2 separate regions of the Homo sapiens genome follow, and region 2 is linked to region 1. A link is an interaction called in ENCODE POLR2A ChIA-PET data of the cell type or tissue named here. Cell type or tissue: B cell. All regions are shown on one strand. Each heading gives the region's core, and the rest is flanking DNA. Links, peaks and the distances in the headings are about the cores only.

What was found. Peaks named below come from ENCODE experiments on the same cell type or tissue, not always from the same donor. Only the 100,000 strongest peaks of a DNase experiment are listed, where the experiment ranks them.
Region 2: POLR2A ChIA-PET joins it to region 1 with 6 read pairs; 3 of 35 experiments call an interaction of 5 or more read pairs at or near these places.

Annotation. Positions count from the first base shown.
Region 1 is chr19:50,429,208-50,434,568 of GRCh38, reverse strand. SPIB (Spi-B transcription factor) reads right to left here. Exons shown (of 6, transcript NM_003121.5): 6 at 3,255-5,361. It overlaps MYBPC2 (myosin binding protein C2), which reads right to left and starts at 1,677. Exons shown (of 28, transcript NM_004533.4): 1 at 1,597-1,677. The coding sequence starts at 1,615. RefSeq lists enhancers at 1-298, 1,113-1,871 and silencers at 2,221-2,440, 2,471-2,560. In B cell, for the core only: no CTCF peak of the experiment used is centred there; DNase peaks (open chromatin) are centred at 1,628, 1,938, 2,828, 3,518 and 2 weaker places; H3K4me3 peaks cover 2,874 bases; H3K27ac peaks cover 5,000 bases.
Region 2 is chr19:50,313,344-50,318,704 of GRCh38, reverse strand. It overlaps KCNC3 (potassium voltage-gated channel subfamily C member 3), which reads left to right. Exons shown (of 5, transcript NM_004977.3): 5 at 2,614-5,361. Among named protein-coding and RNA genes, the nearest start is that of KCNC3, 13 kb to the left of the region's middle. RefSeq lists a silencer at 2,246-2,426 and an enhancer at 5,072-5,361. In B cell, for the core only: no CTCF peak of the experiment used is centred there; a DNase peak (open chromatin) is centred at 2,604; H3K4me3 peaks cover 560 bases; H3K27me3 peaks cover 3,190 bases.

The DNA of each region.
Region 1 (5,361 bases), core at 152-5,151:
AGGACCCCATTCCCTGCATGAAGAAGCCCCGCTAATTCCTACACGGGGAAGCCTCAGTGCCCACAGAAATGAGGCTCCCCCATCCTTAATACAGAGACTTCCCCTGTGACTCCATGCAGATGGGAACCACTAATCTTTATACCCACAATCACCCCATATCCTACAGAGAAGGTCCCTTGGAATCTATTTTTTGTTTTTGTTTCTGTTTTTTCCCAGCAGGGTCTCGCTCCGTCTCCCAGGCTGGAGTGCAGTGGCAAGATTTGGGCTCACTGCAACCTCCGTCTCCTGGGCTCAAGTGATCCTCTCACCTCAGACTCCTGAGTAGCTGGGACTACAGGCACACCCCCACAAGCCCAGCTAATTTAGTATTTTTTGTAGTGACGGGGTTTTGCCATGTTGGCCAGGCTGGCCTTGAACTGCTGGGCTCAGGTGATCCACCCACCTTGGCCTCCCAAGGTGCTGGGACTACAGGTATGAGCCACCGCACTGGGCCATTTTTGTTGTTGCTGTTGCTTGTTTTTTAGAGACGGGGTCTCACTCTGTCACCCAGGCTGGAGTGCAGTGACGTGATCACAGCTCACTGCAGCCTCAACTGCCTCCTAAGTATCTGGGACTACAGGCATGCACCACCACACCTGGCTGATTTTTAATTTTTTGTAGAGACAAGGTCTCGCCATGTTGCCCAGGCTGGTCTTGAACTCCTGGCCTCAAGCAATCCTCCTGCCTCGGTATCCCAGAGTGCTGGGATGACAGGCGTGAGCCCCTGCACCTGGCTCCCTCTGAGTCTTCACTCAGAGAAGTGGCCCAGACCCTGCCCAGAGGATGCCATCCCCGGATGTGGAGAATCCAGTCACATGCAAAGACCTCCCAGTCTGGCCGGGCTCGGCGGCTCATGCCTGTCATCCCAGCACTTTGGGAGGCTGAGGCGGGTGGATCACCTGAGGTTGGGGGTTTGAGACCAGCCTGGTCAACATGGCGAAACCCGTCTCTATTAAAAATACAAAAATAGCCAGGCATGGTGGCGCAGGCCTGTAATCCCAGCTACCCCAGGCAGGAGAATTGTTTGAACTCAGGAGGCGGATGTTGTAGTGAGCCGAGATCGCACCAATGCAGTCCAGCCCCGGGGGCAGAGCGAGACTCCATCTCAAAAAAAAAACCAAAAACCAAAAAACAAAAACAAACAAAAAAACCCAGTCTACACACACAGACCCCCATCCCCATCAAGCAAAAGGAACCCAATTTACAACCAGAGAATCCCATCTCCACCAGAGATGCCCCCCCAATCACTTATAGAAAAAGAAACACCCTCCCTGCTGAGTGAAGGGGATCCCTCACCCCACACAGATATGAGACCCACCCCATCTCATACAAGGAAGGAAACTCCTGTCACAAAGGGAAGGGACCCTCTTCCCCATGCAGAGTCGAGACCCTCACCCTAAACTGATGCGGGAACCCCCATCCCGCACAGCAAAGGGAGCCTCCTCCTCACACAGCGAAGGTTCCTCCTTCTCCCAACCCTACAAACAGAGGGGTCCCAAATCCCCATCCAGAAAAGAAGAGCCCCATCCCCACACAGGGAGGGGGTCCTGGCGCCACCTGGTTTTGCCTCAGGCATGTCGGGGGACCTCCTCCTGCTCCTCTGACCGCAGCCGCGTCCCGCTAGGCCCTAGGGAGGACAGGTGGGCCCCTAAGGGGAGCCTTTTAATGAGTCCTGAGACTCCCAGAAGGCTCCGGGAGACATCAGACCACAGGGCCGCCCCACATTCCGCCCGCATGTTCTAAAGGGCGAGAAATAACAGCTGGACCTAGGGAGATGGCTGAGAGCCAGGTCCCCAGGGAGGAGGGGCTGGGGCTCGGACACCTGGGTCTGAGGGAGGAGGGGGCTGGGGCTCGGACTCCAGAATCTCAGGGAGGAGGGGACTGGGTGCTTGGACCCCTGAGTCTGGGAGCAGAAGCAACTGGGGTCCCAGATTCTTGGGTTCCCTAGAAAGGACGAGCGCCTGGACGCCTGGGTCCCGGGAGAAGGAAGAGGAAGAGACTGAGGGTCTCAAGGGGGTAAGGGCTGCGGGCCAGAGCTCTGGCATGAAGCAGGGAGGGGAGGGACAGGGTCTAGGAAGCCATTCTTAGCATCTGCAAGTCAGGAGTTTTCGGGAAACCGGAGCCGGGAGGGAGGGTCCGGTTTCCTAGCGTAGGCAGGACGGCGGCGGGGGGAGGAGGTCCCTGCGCCTCCGGGGAGGGCGCCGCGGCTCTGGGACTCCGGAGTTTCGCGCCCCGGGCGTGGGCAAACCCAAAGAGCTGGGGCCCCGGCCATCTGGGACCCCGGACTGGCCGCCGCCCCTCCTGGGACCGCTCCCCGCGACTCTTCCCGGAGCGGGCACGGCAGGCACCGGACGCGGGTAGGGGGTGGGCGTCCCCGGTGGGGGCGGGTGGGAGGCTGGGAAGGCCCTGGAGGGCTGCCCGGACGTTGGCGCCCTTCCCGGCAGGGGGACCTGTGACTTTCTGAATGGGGTGGCTCTGGACGCGGCGGGGAGCCGAGGGGGCGGGGCCTGGGGAGGGGCGGGGCTTGGGGACACCAGGTGTTGTGGGGAGGAAGGAGGGAAAGGGTGTTGGGGACTTAGGGTTAAGGCTGGGGGACTGCCTGGCTAGTAACGCAGCGTGAGGGACCCGGTGTGAGGAAAACAAGTCCCTCCGCTTTTTTTTCCTGTTCATCTTCCCCCTCCTCCTTTTCCAAAACCCCCTACGAGCCGGAAATTTCTCCGCCTCCGGGGAGCGTCCAGCCAATCCGGCGTCAGTTCCATGTGATGTCACGGGTTGCCAGGCAGACTGCCACTGCGCTCCCGCGAGCCCCGCTAAGTTGGGGAGGGGCCCAGGCCTGCAGTGCCGCGGCCACCTGAAGCCTCGCGTCCCTCGCTGCCAGCCCGAGGGCTCAATTCAGAGGGAAGGGGACAGACACCCAGACGGAAGGGGAAGCGGGGAGGAGGTGGAGAACTTCAGTTGGCAGGAATAGAGGAAGACATAAACGGAACCCTCTGTGCCTGCGCGTCAAGCCTCTTATTTCTCGGCATTAAGGTTCAGATAGGTTTTGCTGTATGGTGTCTTTGTGATTTGTTTGTTTGTTTTTGAGACAGGGTCTCGCCGTGTCTGGAGTGCAGGGGCACGATCACGGCTCACTGCAGCCTCAACTTCCTGTGCTCAAGTGACCCTCCCACCTCAGTAGTTCGGAGTAGCTGGAATTACAGGCATACGCCACCACACCCCGCTAATTTTTTATTTTTTTTGTAGACGGGTGGGAAGGGGATCTCACTATCTTGCCCAGGCTGGTTTCAAACTCCTGTACTCAAGCGATCCTCCTGCCTTGGCCCCCCAAAGTGTTGGGATTACAGAGCCACCGCGCCAGCATATAATTCTCTCTTTGAACTCCTCTCATCATCACCCGTGATGTCACGGTGTCTCTGAGAGCCAGCGGCCTCAGTGGAGGGGCAGGATTGCAGTCCCTGACAAAAGGTCCCAGGAGGTTTGTCTACGTCGATGCATCTTATTTTATTCCACATTTAGGGTGACAATGATAGCTTTTGTAAAAAGTACCTTCCCCGTTGCAGGGGGCCCTGGGGAGGACGTTTTACCTGCCCTTCCTCCCTCCCCCTTCCCACTCATTCTCTTAAGGGCAGGTCCCAGCCTGGGCTCTGCCATCAGCTGCTGTGTGCCTCCACATGGACTTCTCGTGTCTCTAGGTCATTGGCATTCCTTCCTCCTCCTCCTCCTGGGAGTGGGGTGGATTTCAGGCGGTGTCAAAGGCTCAACGGGGCTGCAACAGTTTTTTTTTTTTGAGACGGAGTTTCGCTCTTGTCGCCCAGGCTGGTGTGCAGTGGTGTGATCTCAGCTCACTACAACCTCCGCCTCCCAGGTTCAAGCGATTCTCCTGCCTCAGCCTCCCAAGTAGCTGGGAGTACAGGCACATGCCACCACGCCCAGCTAATTTTGTATTTTTAGTAGAGAAGGGGCTTCACTATGTTGGTCAGGCTGGTCTTGAACTCCTACCTCAGGTGATCCACCTGCATCGGCCTCCCAAAGTGCTGGGATTACAGGCGTGAGCCACCGCACTGGGCTGGAAAGTCTTTTTGAGATCTTCCTCCTCCTTCTCTCCCTTTTTCACAGAAGGGACAAACTAAGGTTGGGAAGCAGCAAGTCATGCACCCTAGATCCACCTGCCCACCCAGGCTCAAGGACCTCTGGCCTCTTGGCCCGCAGCCTTTGACTCCCTGGGGGTCCCAACCAGGGCTCCATAGTCCACCCAGGCTTCAGTTCCAGCTGGGTTTATACAGTGGTCTAAAGCCAACAGGCTTGAGAAGCTGCTAGGGTGAGATAGCCAGGGATGGCAGCGACTGGGGCAGATTGGAGAACAAATGCCTCATTAGGAAAGGCTACTGTCCTGTTCCAGCTCCCCACCCCCCACCGAAAACTGGCCGACTCTCTCCAGACCGTCCAAAGTTTTAAGTGAAGGCAGAAATCTGGATTATGCAAAGTCTCCCTATTTTGAATGGTCTGCTGTTTTTGTTGTTTTTATTTTCAGACGGAGTCTCGCTCTGTCCCCCAGGCTGGAGTGCAGTGGCACAATCTAGGCTCACTGCAACCTCTGCCTCCCACGTTCAAGCGATTCTCTTGCCTCAGCCTCCCGAGTAGCTGGGACTACAGGCACGTGCCACCACGCCCAGCTAATTTCTGTATTTTTAGTAGAGACAGGGTTTCACCATGTTGGCCAGGATGGTCTCGATCTCTCGACCTCGTGATCCGCCTGCCTCGGCCTCCCAAAGTGCTGGGACAACAGGCATGAGCCACCGTGCCCGGCCTTGTTTTTGTTTTTAAGACGGTGTCTCACTCTGTCGCCCAGGCTGGAGTGCAGTGGCACGATTACAGCTCACTACAGCCTCCTACTTCCTGGGCTCAAGAGATCCTCCCACCTCAGCCTCCTGAGCAGCTGGGACCACAGGTGTTCACCCCCACGCTCGGCTAATTGTTTTTGTTATGTTTTGTAGAGACGAGGTCTCATTATGTTGCCCAGGCTGGTCTTGAATGCCTGGGTTCAAGCCATTCCCCCTGCCTCGCCTCCCAAAGTGCTGGGATTACAGGTGTGAGCCATTGCCCAGCTGATGGCCTGCTGTTAATGTGGATCCCTCACACCTCCACCACCAAGTGCTACAGTGCACTAAAGAGACCACCACCAGCGACCGGGGCCTCGGTTGGGGGGCAGGGGGGTGACGACCTTGAGACTTCTGGTTAGAAATGACATGGGTGGGGAGCTGCCATGATCACCCAAAATCAGTCGCGTGGCCAGAGTGGTCTTCAGCATGGCCATAGGGAGTG
Region 2 (5,361 bases), core at 1-5,000, 120 kb after region 1:
TTGTAAGGGGTCCGCAAACTAACTCCAGCCTGAGGGCCTGATCTTTCAGCATCTGTTTTTGTAAACAAAGCTTTATTGGAACACAACCATGTTAAGCCACGACAGCAGAGTGGAATAATTGGGACAAAGACTATACAGCCCCTATAGCCAAAGAGATTTACTATCTGGCCTTTTACAGGAAAAGTTTCCAGCCGCTCATAGGAAGAAGCAGAAAATAAGCAATTAAGGCTGGGCGGCGGGGGTGGCTCACATCTGTAATCCCAGCACTTTGGGAGGCCGAGGACAGTGGATCACTTGAGGTCAGGAGTTCGAGACCAGCCTGGCCAACATGGTGAAACCCCATCTCTACTAAAAATACAAAAATTAGCCATGCGTGGTGGTGGGCACCTGTAGTCCCAGCTACTTGGGAGGCTGGGGTAGGAGAATCACTTGAACCCGGGAGGTGGAGGTTGCAGTGAGCCAAGATCACACCACTGCACTCCAGCCTGGGCTACAAATAGAGTGAGACTCCCTCTCAAAAAAAAGAAGAAGAAGAAGAAGAAGAAAAGAAGCAATTAAGATAAAGATAAAAGAACAAGACTATTACTCTGGCCACTTCAGTTAAAGAGGTCTGGCTGGGCACAGTGGCTGCCGCCTATAACCCCAGCACTTTGGGAGGCCAAGGTGGGAGTATCATTTGAGCCTAGAAATTTGAGACCAGCCTGGGCAACAGAGCAAGACCATTTCCTCAAAACCAAAAAACTTAGGTGTGGTGGTGCATGCCTGTAGACCCAGCTACTTGGGAGGCTGAGGTGGGAGGACTGTCTGAGCCCAGGAGTCTGGGAGGCTGCAGTGAGCCATGATTGTGCCATGGTGCTCCAGCCTGGGGGGACAGAGTAAGACCCCATCTCTGGGGGAAGAAAAGGAGTTCTGCAAAGGACTTTTTGAGGAGGTGACACAGAACCTGGAGGGTGAAAAGGGCCAGGCAGGCAGAAGAAACAGCAAGTGCACAGGCCCTGAGCTTCCCTGGGGGAGGGGGTGGAGGATGAGCTTGGCTTGTTCAAGGGACAGCAAGGAGCACAGTGAGGCTGATCCCAGTGGCCAAGGGGAGAGGGCTGCTGGAGTCCAGGGAGAAAGATCAGGACGGATTTTCGGCCATGGTGAGGAGGCGGGACTTTATCTTAAACGTGAAGGGAAGCCACCTGAAGGTATGTGATCCATCATGCATTCATTCAACAGCCGTCTGTGGAATCTTCTTTAGAAATGCAGAGACACATCCTAAAGGATCCCTGTCCACAGCCTAAGGAGATGCCATAGGGGAACCTGGGGGGCTTCCAGGAATGGCCTCACCTAAACCCCTGTGTTTCACAGACATTCAGGGAAGGCCATGACCAACCCACCACCCCAGGCCACAGAGCACAAGGGCCGAGACCCCAGGCTTCCGGGCTCCTAGTCCAGAGGGGGGACTGTCTGGCTCCTCTTGTTCCATCCCCCCCACCTCTCCTTTTTGTAACCTCCCCGTCATTGTCCATTTCCAGCTCATTACCCCCCCACTCCCCTCCCTGCTCCTATCTAACTCCTCCCCCTGCTTGCACCCACTCCCAGTCCTTTACCTTCCTCTGTTCCCCACCCCCAGGTCTAGAGGGGCCCCTATGGGATTGAGGGGGAGAGGGTGTGGGCCTATGGGTGAGGGAGGATTGGGGTGGGGGTGGCTGGGTGGGGGAGGTCCCTGCTTCTCTTGCCTATGATGCCAAAATCCATTCATTGAACTCAAATCATGGCTGGAGCTGATGGGGTTGGCTGAAGCTTCTATCCCTGGTGCCCTGGATCCTTCCCCCTCCAGCCCTCCCCAAGCCTTTTCCTTGCTGTCCTTCAGCCCCACAACCCTCCCTCCCACAAGACCCCTTTGGCCTATTGCCCCCCATGCTCCTTCCCCCAAGAGTCTCTCCTACCACAACCTTCCCTTCCCAACCCTTTCGTTTTTGTTTTTGAAATGGGGTCTCGCTCTGTCGCCCAGGCTGGAGTGCAGTGGCGCAATCTTGGTTCACTGCAGCCTCTGCCTCCCAGGTTCAAGTGACTCTCCTGCGTCAGCCTCCAGAGTAGCTGGAATTACAGGTGCCTGCCACCACACCCGGCTAATTTTTGGATTTTTAGTAGAGATGGGGTTTTGTTGGCCAGGCTGGTCTCGAACTCCTGGACTCAAGTGATCTGCTTGCCTTGGCCTCCCAAAGTGTTGGGATTACAGGTCTGAGCCACTGCGCCAGGCTTCTTCCCTCCCTAATTGTCCCCTATGGTCCTCCCAAGACCCTCCTTTCCTCCAGGCTTGTCCTCCACCCCTGCTCCTCCCTCCTACATCTGCCCTCACCTGATCACTGGCTCCCACTCCTCCCCAGAACTCTCCCTCCTCCCATCCTTCCTCCTCCCCTCCCCCTCCCCAGCCAGCCCGGAAGCTCCTTCCATATTTGATGTCTCAGCCGCCCCCCATTTCACTGCTCCCCTCCCGCGGAAAACACCAGAGAGGAGGAAATGATCCCGGCGGCGTTTCTCCATCCCCCCAACAGTGAGGCTGTGTTGGGGGGTTTCCCCTGACCATCCTCTCCCCACCCCCGTGACTCTGTGTATTTCTGTCCCCAGCTCTTGTCACCGCCTGAGACCTCGCGAGACTTTCGGTCCCCCCCGCCCCTTCCCCCCAGGTTAGCAATTGGGAATGGCTGGGAGGGGGTGTCCCCAAGACACTGGGCTTCAAATCTCCCCCCAAGCCCTCCCTCCTACGATCAAGACACCTTTTGTCCAGACAGCTCCCTTAGCGTTGCCTGGAAAAGCCACAGAGCTCCCTGCGGGGGTGCAGAACCCTGCAGGCAGCCCCAGGCTTTGCAGAAACCACACACACTGTTGCTGGATCTTGAGTCCCATTAGCTGTGAGATGCCTGTGAGAGCCTTCCCGCACCCGTCAGAAGCTCAGAGCCTTCTTGGACCCTTTAAAGATGTCCCTCTCCCCAGCCCTCCGCCTCACCGCCCCCCACCCCCGACCCCGTCCTTAGAATCTTCTGGAGGAGCCTCCCTCCCCCCCCACCCCCCCCCACTGCTCCTGGAGTTCTCATCGGATTCCCCAAGGGCACTGCCAGCTTCGCTCCACTCAGCCCCCTTGCAGACCCCACCCCCTGCCTGCTCTCTTTCCCTACAACTAGGTCAGCCCCCAGCCCCGCTACGGCGGCCGCACCGTTCCCTGCCCTCTCCGCTGGCTGCTCCCACATGCATTCCACCCAGCCCCTCCCCACGCCCCTGCCGCCCACCATCCCGCCTTGCTGCCCCCCACCTTTTGCCTCAGGTGAGGGGACCAGTGGAGGGGGGGAAGGGCGGTGGACTGTGGTGGGAATGGGGCGGGGGAGGCTCGGTGGGCACCAACCTGCCTCCTAATCCGGAGTCTCTCCCCCCTCCCCGATGTCTCCCCCTTTCTCATCGATGTTGACTGACTCCCCGATTTGTTCACTTTCTCTCTCCATCTCCTTGGTCCATCTCTGTCCATCTGTCTCTTGTCATCCGTCCTTTTGTGTCTCTGTCTGCCTGACTCTGTCTGTCTTGCCTTCTCTGTCTCTCTGGGTATCTGTTGTCCTCCCCTTCCATTTCTTTCTCTCTCTGTCTCTTTCTCCCTGCCTTGGGTCTCTCTGTCTGACCCTTCCCTGCACCCCATCTTCGTGCTTCCCCCCTGTGTCTGCACACCTCCCCACCCCCCAGGTTACGAGAAATCCCGCAGCCTCAGCAGCATCGCGGGCCTGAGCGGGGTGTCCCTGCGCCTCGCGCCCCTTGCCACCCCCCCTGGCTCTCCCCGGGCCGCCCGCCGCGCTCCCCCGACCCTGCCCTCCATCCTTTAGCGCTCCCCTCCCCCCTGTGGGGGGACTCGGGGGTGACCGGGAAGAAGGTCAAAGGAGCTGGGGGTGGGGGGTGGGGAAAAGGGTTTTTTTAAAAAAAATCAAAAAGTCATTAATAATATGCAACCGAGATGACGATGCCAGCAGACACCCCCGGGCCCCTCACCCCCAACCTGGGCCCCCAGGATGGAGAGAGGGGCCACAGCCCGTCCCCCCAACTCTTCCCTCCCCAAAAAAAGCCTTCTCAGGTCTCCACGAGCCATAGGACATCCCCCTGCCATCAACTTGTGTAAATAAGTCCAAATTATGCCAGTTACATCTTGGGGCACCTCCCCCCACACACTGCATGCCTTCCCTAACCTGGAGCCCCCACTCCAAGTCCACCTCAGCAATAAGCCGCCAGGGGCCGCATGCGCGGGTTTGAGGGGCAGGCACTCTGGGAAGGGGGTGGCACCTCCCGGGGGTCGGGCTGGCCTTTAAGGTCTCCAGCCTTCCCATCCTTCACCCCAGGAGGACAACCAACCCTGTGCGTTGATTAGGAGAAAACAAACCAGAAACTAGAAACAGTGTAGGGGAAGGAGGAACAGTTACCCAAGCCCCAGATCGGAGTTGAGCTCAGGTGGCGGGAGGGCGGGGCCGAGTTGAGCTCAGGTGGTGGGAGGGCGGGGCGGGCTTTGGACCTGCTCCCTCAGCCTTTAGGAGAATTCCTCTGGTGAATTTCACCCTCTCATCCGCCCCTTCCCCCAGGGACCTGCTCGCCTCTATTCTTGCTGCATGGACTCAGACCTCCTATCCCAGAATTCCTGGGATGATCTGGCCCTAGCACACGAAATTCCCCGACTATCTCCCTCCATTCCCAGGACATGAGACCTGCACCCAGAATTCTGAGACTGACCCTGGCACGCCACATCTCCCAATCCCCACACACTCCTGCGACTTAACCTCTGCACACAGAGGCTCCCTGAACCACCCTCCCTCCCCACTCCTGCCACCCCAAACACCCCCACCAAATTCCCTGAACTGCGTCCCAGCACTTCTCAAACCTCCAAGACTTGACCCAGCTCTTTTCAGCTCAAATTCAGCCTTTGGGATGCTCCAAATCCTTCCCACAACTGACATTTCTTGGACACCCCCAAAGCCTCAGGCCTGTTCCGCACCCATATCCCCAAAGCCCTAACAGACTTGTCCAGCCCAGGTTCCCTTGATGCTAGAACTTCCAAGATAGGCGCAACCTGTCTGCAATTCCAGGGAACCAGACCCTCCCCAAGCACCCTCTTTGTCTTACGCCTAACCCTGAGTCTCTTCCCTGAGATGGTGCCCCAAAGGTACCCTCTTCACAGACACCAGTGTTTCCCAGAGGGTTGTATTTGTACCTTTGGTGGTGTGCTAAGGTTTGAGGCAGTATGAGGACAAACACTTGTTTTAAAAGTTTTGTCTCTAATACGCATTTTGTACAGAAGCCGATAAGTGCAGGCATCGCTGCTTGGCTAGGACACGGTTTATTTAGGTTAAG